2 separate regions of the Homo sapiens genome follow, and region 1 is linked to region 2. Evidence: chromatin contacts called from ENCODE Hi-C or POLR2A ChIA-PET data. All regions are on one chromosome and are shown on one strand. Each heading gives the region's core, a stretch centred on a gene start or an enhancer-like site at or near the end of the contact. The rest is flanking DNA. Distances are from core to core; before and after follow the strand shown.

What was found. A loop is a pair of places that touch in the nucleus more often than their neighbours do. ChIA-PET counts read pairs that join two places held with the same protein, here RNA polymerase II (POLR2A). Pooled maps may share reads with other maps.
Region 1: a loop to region 2 is called in a map of sigmoid colon, with 2.0 times the contacts of the local background. The contact joins two enhancer-like sites. A Hi-C loop is called at or near these places in 5 of 168 maps with a recorded cell type or tissue (HCT116, aorta, astrocyte of the cerebellum and 2 more) and 4 of 50 pooled maps. POLR2A ChIA-PET finds 5 or more read pairs at or near these places in 7 of 52 experiments (A673, CD8-positive, alpha-beta T cell, HCT116 and 4 more).

What each region holds. Positions count from the first base shown.
Region 1 is chr3:111,882,537-111,885,982 of GRCh38, forward strand. PHLDB2 (pleckstrin homology like domain family B member 2) reads left to right here. Exons shown (of 18, transcript NM_001134438.2): 2 at 1,528-2,876. The coding sequence starts at 1,542. Among named protein-coding and RNA genes, the nearest start is that of PHLDB2, 25 kb to the left of the region's middle. Within about 2 kb of position 2,080, at least 2 of the 41 ENCODE cell types and tissues checked have a DNase peak (open chromatin) inside an H3K27ac peak, as active enhancers do.
Region 2 is chr3:111,923,071-111,926,480 of GRCh38, forward strand. All of the region lies in intron 5 of PHLDB2 (pleckstrin homology like domain family B member 2), which reads left to right. Among named protein-coding and RNA genes, the nearest start is that of ABHD10, 54 kb to the right of the region's middle. Within about 2 kb of position 1,386, at least 16 of the 41 ENCODE cell types and tissues checked have a DNase peak (open chromatin) inside an H3K27ac peak, as active enhancers do.

The DNA.
Region 1 (3,446 bases), core at 830-3,329, 40 kb before region 2:
CAAATATAATGAAGAAACTTCATTTTTTTCTTGAGGTACATTTAAAAAGATAAATTATGTTTGTATCTATCTGGGCAGGGCTTTGGGTTAGAGGAGAAGGAGCCCAAGGCACCTTTATGGACAGTTGGGTACCTGGCCCATCACCAGGATTTATGCAGCCAGACTGTTTCTTGGCCTTCTGGATAAAGAAGCAGCTCTTTACTAGGCTGCCTGAATTTGCTCACAAAGTGTGTGAAGCTAAGCAACAGGGTGAAGGTCCTTAATCCATGGCTGAGAGGGAGTGAGGAAGGCTTTGATTAAAATGGAAAGCTTATGTTCATCAAGTTTTTCACCTATAGGACAACAAGAGCTAGAGGGGTGGAAGATAAAAATACTAGACATAACCTCTTCCTTAAACTTGTGGCCTAGTTACAGAGACAACCACATTATGAAACCATTACTAACCATATGTGATACTGTTTATATATAGACCAGAGATGTCATAATTAGTGTCTGATGTGCCTAAGGGTTGGAGGACAGTTATAGTGGTTCATGAGTTCAGTGACAATGTTTAAACTGTATTTTCCCTTTGCTGATAATCTAAGAAAATTTTTTTTTATCAGGTAGAATTATAAGCCTTCCCATTTGCAGTAATAGTTTGTAATTCAAAGACATTTTCATTGGCTAAAACTTTAGTGTTTTAAGTTAACATTGTGCAAACCAGGGTTCAAAACATATTTTCTTAAAAATTTTAATGGTGGAAGATAGAATCCTGATCTGTCCCTGGAAGAGTGACTAGGTCCTGATAGTTGTTTCTGCTAGAGGAGAGAATTTGCAAGGATGAGCATAGTGCATTTGGGGTACTAGAAAATTTAAAGGATATAACAGTTTCAGGTTTTTAAATATACCATCCCGACCATGTGTCAATAATTGGTGGAATACCCTTTTCTTTGTTATTACCTACCTCTGATGACTAAAGGAGCTTTAAGTCTTTTTGTTGAGAAGGTAACTCCCAGAGTCCTTGTTTAAAGAACCATCTTCTAACCCTCATGTTATTGATCAGTGTCTAACGTAAACTTTTTTTTCTCTGCCCAAATGTGAATTTTGTTTCCTCAGGACTTTATTTCTGAACAGTTAATGATTCTAGCAGAGACAGCTATAGGAAAGTCCATTGCATTATGCCTTTGGGCATTAGCTAGTCACTAGGGAAGCAGGTGTTCCTCGAAGGGCCAGAACATTAAGGACAAATTGTCTTTTTTAATGTACCAGCCTAATCCTGCACCTTTACTTGGTTAGGGATTTGTTTCGCTCAAATGTCATTGCTGTCCTTTTATTTCTCTTTTGTACATAAGTTATCTCAGGTCAATGATCTTTATTCTCCTTTAATTTGCTGTATGGTTTTAACAGGTTTTTTAGTAAAACTGAGTTTGTGTTTGTTAGTTGCATTAGGTCAGACTGCAAGATTGTTTGTTCAGATGTAGGCCTAACAAGGGATTGTTCTTTTAAAATCTTCTTTAAGGCAAAATTTTCTGTTTTATTTCTTTACAGATTCCAGCAAGATTATGGAAGAGCATAGCTACATACAAAAGGAGCTAGATTTACAAAATGGTAGCTTAGAGGAAGACTCTGTGGTGCATTCTGTTGAGAACGATTCCCAAAACATGATGGAGAGCCTCAGCCCAAAGAAATACTCTTCCAGTCTGAGATTTAAAGCCAATGGAGACTATTCTGGCTCCTATTTAACCCTCTCACAACCTGTGCCTGCAAAGAGAAGCCCTTCTCCTTTGGGAACCAGTGTCAGAAGCAGCCCCTCCTTAGCCAAAATCCAGGGAAGCAAGCAGTTCTCTTATGATGGAACTGACAAAAATATTCCTATGAAACCTCCAACTCCTTTACTCAACACTACATCCTCCCTCAGTGGATATCCACTTGGAAGAGCAGACTTTGATCATTATACTGGCCGGGACAGTGAAAGGGCCTTGAGGCTCTCAGAGAAGCCTCCCTATTCCAAATATAGCTCAAGGCATAAATCGCATGACAATGTCTACTCTCTTGGAGGGCTGGAAGGTCGGAAGGCATCTGGCTCGCTCCTGGCCATGTGGAATGGAAGTTCCCTGAGTGATGCTGGCCCGCCTCCTATCAGCAGATCGGGAGCCGCAAGCATGCCTTCAAGCCCAAAGCAAGCCAGGAAAATGAGCATTCAGGACAGCCTGGCGCTTCAACCCAAGTTAACTAGACACAAGGAGCTTGCATCTGAAAACATCAATTTGAGAACTAGGAAGTACTCCAGCAGCAGCCTGAGTCACATGGGAGCCTACAGCCGATCACTTCCCAGGTTGTACAGAGCCACAGAGAACCAGCTGACACCTCTCAGCTTGCCTCCAAGAAACTCTCTGGGCAATTCCAAACGAACAAAACTTGGGGAAAAGGATCTACCTCATAGCGTAATAGACAATGACAATTACCTTAATTTTTCTTCTTTGAGCTCAGGGGCTTTACCCTATAAAACCTCTGCTTCTGAAGGCAATCCTTATGTAAGTTCTACCCTCAGTGTCCCTGCCAGTCCACGAGTGGCTCGGAAGATGCTTCTGGCCTCCACCTCCTCCTGTGCCTCTGATGACTTTGATCAGGCTTCATATGTGGGGACAAACCCGAGTCATTCACTTCTTGCTGGAGAGTCAGACAGAGTTTTTGCGACCAGGAGGAACTTCTCTTGTGGATCTGTGGAATTTGATGAGGCAGATTTGGAAAGCCTCAGACAGGCCTCAGGAACCCCCCAGCCTGCCCTTCGGGAACGGAAAAGCAGTATTAGCTCCATTTCAGGACGTGATGACCTGATGGATTATCACCGGCGGCAGAGGGAGGAAAGACTCAGGGAGCAGGAAATGGAGCGATTGGTAATCTTCATCTCAACAGTGATTGACCTCACTGTTTCATTAACCAGCATCTACAGGGCAGCCTTGGAGATGGACTCCAGGATATGTGGGAATATAGGATATTCATGTTCACTAGCCACAGCTGCTATCTTTCTCTTCTCTCCTGCTATCCTTCTTCTTCCCATATCACTATTAATAGGCTTGTTTGGCTATCTTGAAGGCCTCCAGGAATTAATGTTAATTTAGTTGCTCTGCGGACTTCTCACAAGTATAAATTCTTTAAAAACATAACAGAGGAGTTGGGAATTTTATGAAATTTCTGAGTCTTACAAACTTCTCTTTAAGACTATGAGGAAATGCTGACTTGTATTATTTATATCATTAAATTTGCTTGTGTATGGTTATGAGAAGTAGTCAGTGAAATCATGACTCACCAAGAATTAGGTAGTAAATTTGTCTTTATAGCAAGTTGTCTAGAAAGTTGGAGTTGCCTCAGTGGTGCTCAGCTTTTCTCCACACTGTTCATACACAACCTTACTATCTTTAGCTCTGATTCTTATCACGTACAGTGATTCCAAACTACACATACTC
Region 2 (3,410 bases), core at 136-2,635:
CTCTTCTCTTCATCATAGCTAAACTTATTAAACAATTTTCTGGGTATACTGTGTCTCCTTTTCTTCATTTTCCAATTAAACATTCTTCCCACTCCAGTTGGCTTAGACCTCTACTCCTCCATCAGATTCTCTCCTGTTAAGACTACTAAAGACCTCAGTGGTGCCCAGCCTGCTGGGTGCTTTTCAGTCCCCTCATGATCAGACTCCCGAGCAGCATTCAGTACAGGGGACAGCTCTTTTCTTGGTGCTTCTTCACTGTCTCCCTTTTGTTTGCCTCTGTGTACCACAATCTTCTGGTTTTCCATCTATTTCTCTTACCTCTTTCTCACTCTTTATCTCTCATCTGAACTCAGTTCTCTTGTACCCTCATGTCCTTCTATAGCTATGGCTTCAAATAACTTGTATATGCTGGTGACTATCATAGGGATTTCTCTAGTTCATAACCCTTTTTGGAATTCTGACTCATATCCTGTGCCTACCTGACATCCCCACTTGGATATTTCATGGGTATTTCCAATTGAACACACCCATAACTGAACTCTTGATCTTATCTTTTCCCTTGCCTTCCACCCTCCACCCTCCATCCTCTAGTTTTTCCAACCAGGAGATTGCATCTCTATTCACCTATATGTTCAACAGAAACCTGGAAATTGATCTTGACACGTCTTTCCTTATCATCCCTACATTCAGTTGATTACCAGCTTGTTTCTTGATTGCTTCAACATCTCTGCATCTCCACTAACAGCATTCTCTTCTCTATTATGAAAATCTCTTATTTAGTCTACTTCCACTTGCTTTCCTTCAATCCATTCTCTTCACAGCAGCCAATGTGATTAAAAAGAAGAAATTAGACCATATTACTGTGGTTTGCATCACACTGTACTTGACTATGCATCCAAATTCCGTAGTGTGATCTGTCACCAGCCTTTCTGTCACCACCCTCCCATTCTTCACAGCACTCTCAGAGTCACCTTCCTTTCTATCTTTCTGTTTGTTAAAAGATTCATCCTCCCCCAACCCCAGTCCTTTGCAGATACTGTTTTCCCCTACCTGGAATTCCCTTCCTCATATTCCATGCCTCATTGGTTCTGTCTTTCAGGGCTCAAGATCAGTGTTAGTTTTTCAGAAAAGCCCTCCTAGACCTTTCCAGTTCGGGTTAGATTTTCCCTGTTGTTCTTTTTACAGATAAACATTTTATAATTTATGTTTGTTTTGAGCCTACTAGACATTTATATCCCACTCTAGCCTGTGAAATAGAGGAGGGCACTAGGGCACTGTGATCCACTGTTTATCCAGCCCGTAGCATGTGCCAGGCAGGATACTGCCCAGTGTGCTTACGAATATTGTTGTTGGATTTTCCTGCTAATGGCTGGTCCAGGCTGGGCCTTAGCAAAACACTGAGCCAAACACCTGCCAAAGAGTGCAGCCAAGTTTCAGGACAGCTGGGCTGGGCTGCCCGTGTGCATATGCCAGGAGGCCTGTAGTCACACGGCCCATCATGCCAAAGCGTAAGACAGAAGGAGGAAGTGGCCTTTCCCCTTAGGGATCGTGTTTCCTTTTCCATACACCTGTTGCTGTGGTCAGATATAAACCATGGAATGAGAAAAGCAAAACCTGAAAAGATATCTCTGTTGGGCAAGCTCCGATTCAGATGTTAATAGTACATCCTGTAAGCCTGGCTCTAGAATTTTGGAGACAAGGCCGGAGCCATAGGAAAAAGGTTTAATAATACCTCAGAATGCCTCCCCATTCAAATCTTTTGTTTTTTATTTTTTTGGGACAGAGTCTCTCTCTGTTGCCCAGGCTGGAGTGCAGTGGCTTAACATTGGCTCAGTGCAACCTCCTCTTCCCAGGTTCAAGTGATTCTCCTGCCTCAGCCTCCCGAGTAGTTGGGATTACAGACTCCCACCATGACACTCAGCTAATTTTTACATTTTTAATAGAGACGGAGTTTCGTCATGTTGTCCAGGCTGGTCTCGAATGCCTGACCTCAGGTGATCTGCCTGCCTTGGCCTCCCAAAGTGCTGGGATTACAGGTGTGAGCCACCAAGCCCAGACATCAGCATTCAAATCTTGATATGAAATTACTGATGTTATTTTTTTGGCTCTGAAGATTGGTCTTTAGTGTTACTTCTTTTAGCTGATTTAGGAATGCATTTTATTTTGCACATTCGTTACCCTATAAAATATAAACCATAGGCATACTTCTATAGAAAACATAAAATATAGTCAGTTTGTTCTACTGTGTATTTATTGAACATTTTTGCAGCAGTTTCCTGCACTGGCCTTTTATTACCCTTAGGGGTACCACTGTTACGAACATCAATAACCCTGTTTCCATCTGACCTTGAGATACATGCCACCTGCCGGTTGTGTTCTCGGATAGTAGCCACATCACAGATGGAGCCACTATGAACATTGATAAAGCTTAAACAAGGATCTAACTCAGACATAAATCTGGAGGGTATATTTACTTGGTGAAGCAGTAAGCAAAGAGACCATCACATTTTCTTATAGCAAGTGAAAGAAGATTGGGACCTCTGGTCTAGCAAACTGTTTTCATTTAATGGGCCTGGTGACAGAGTAGGGAAACCGCTAGCACCATGAAGCCCAGCTTGGGCAAAGGCCTGACTGTGGAACTGGCTTCCTTCCCTTCTACTCCCCATCCCCATTCCAAGGCAGAGCCTGATCTCAGGCAATGGCTAAGAAGATACGGATGTGTGCATCTGTTTGCGTAGGTTTTCTGTCTCTATTTCTAGCTGTGTTAAAAATTTGAAACTAAAAATATTTTTCAATTTCTTCTATTTATGGATTATCTGTTTTATCTGTGCTTCTTTTTAGCGCACAAAAATCAAGTCAGTTGTACCAAAATTAAATAAAATGGTTAAGAAAAGCTTCTGATTCAGTAGACGTGCTGAGGGGTCTTCCCATGACCCAGATGATAAACATATATCTCAAACTATCCTTTTGTTTAAGGACAAATATTGTGTGTCTTCACACAGATGCATTGTTATATTTTGTAGCCATCCTAGCCTGCACTCTTAAACACATGAAACACACTTAAAGTTTTGAACTGAAGCTTAAATCATTCTGTGCCATACAACATGTACCTGAATGAAATCTTAAATTCTTTGACTTCCTAATGTTTCTACAGTAAGCATATATCATTGCATGTTAAATGGTTAAATCTTTTTTCCCACGATTTTCTGGCCAAAGTACCTGTTACTTCCTCCCCATCCTTCCTTTGGAGCCAGAGAAAGACAGTGAGCCTAGCCCAGAATTCTTCAGCAAAGTGTTAATACCTCTTGAGTGCAGAACAGGTGCCAAGTCACAGTCAGTGTGCAGCAGGGACCCAGCCCTTCCCGTGCCTCTTTCTTACATTTCAAAGTTGGCTCCCTGGTCAGAGGAAG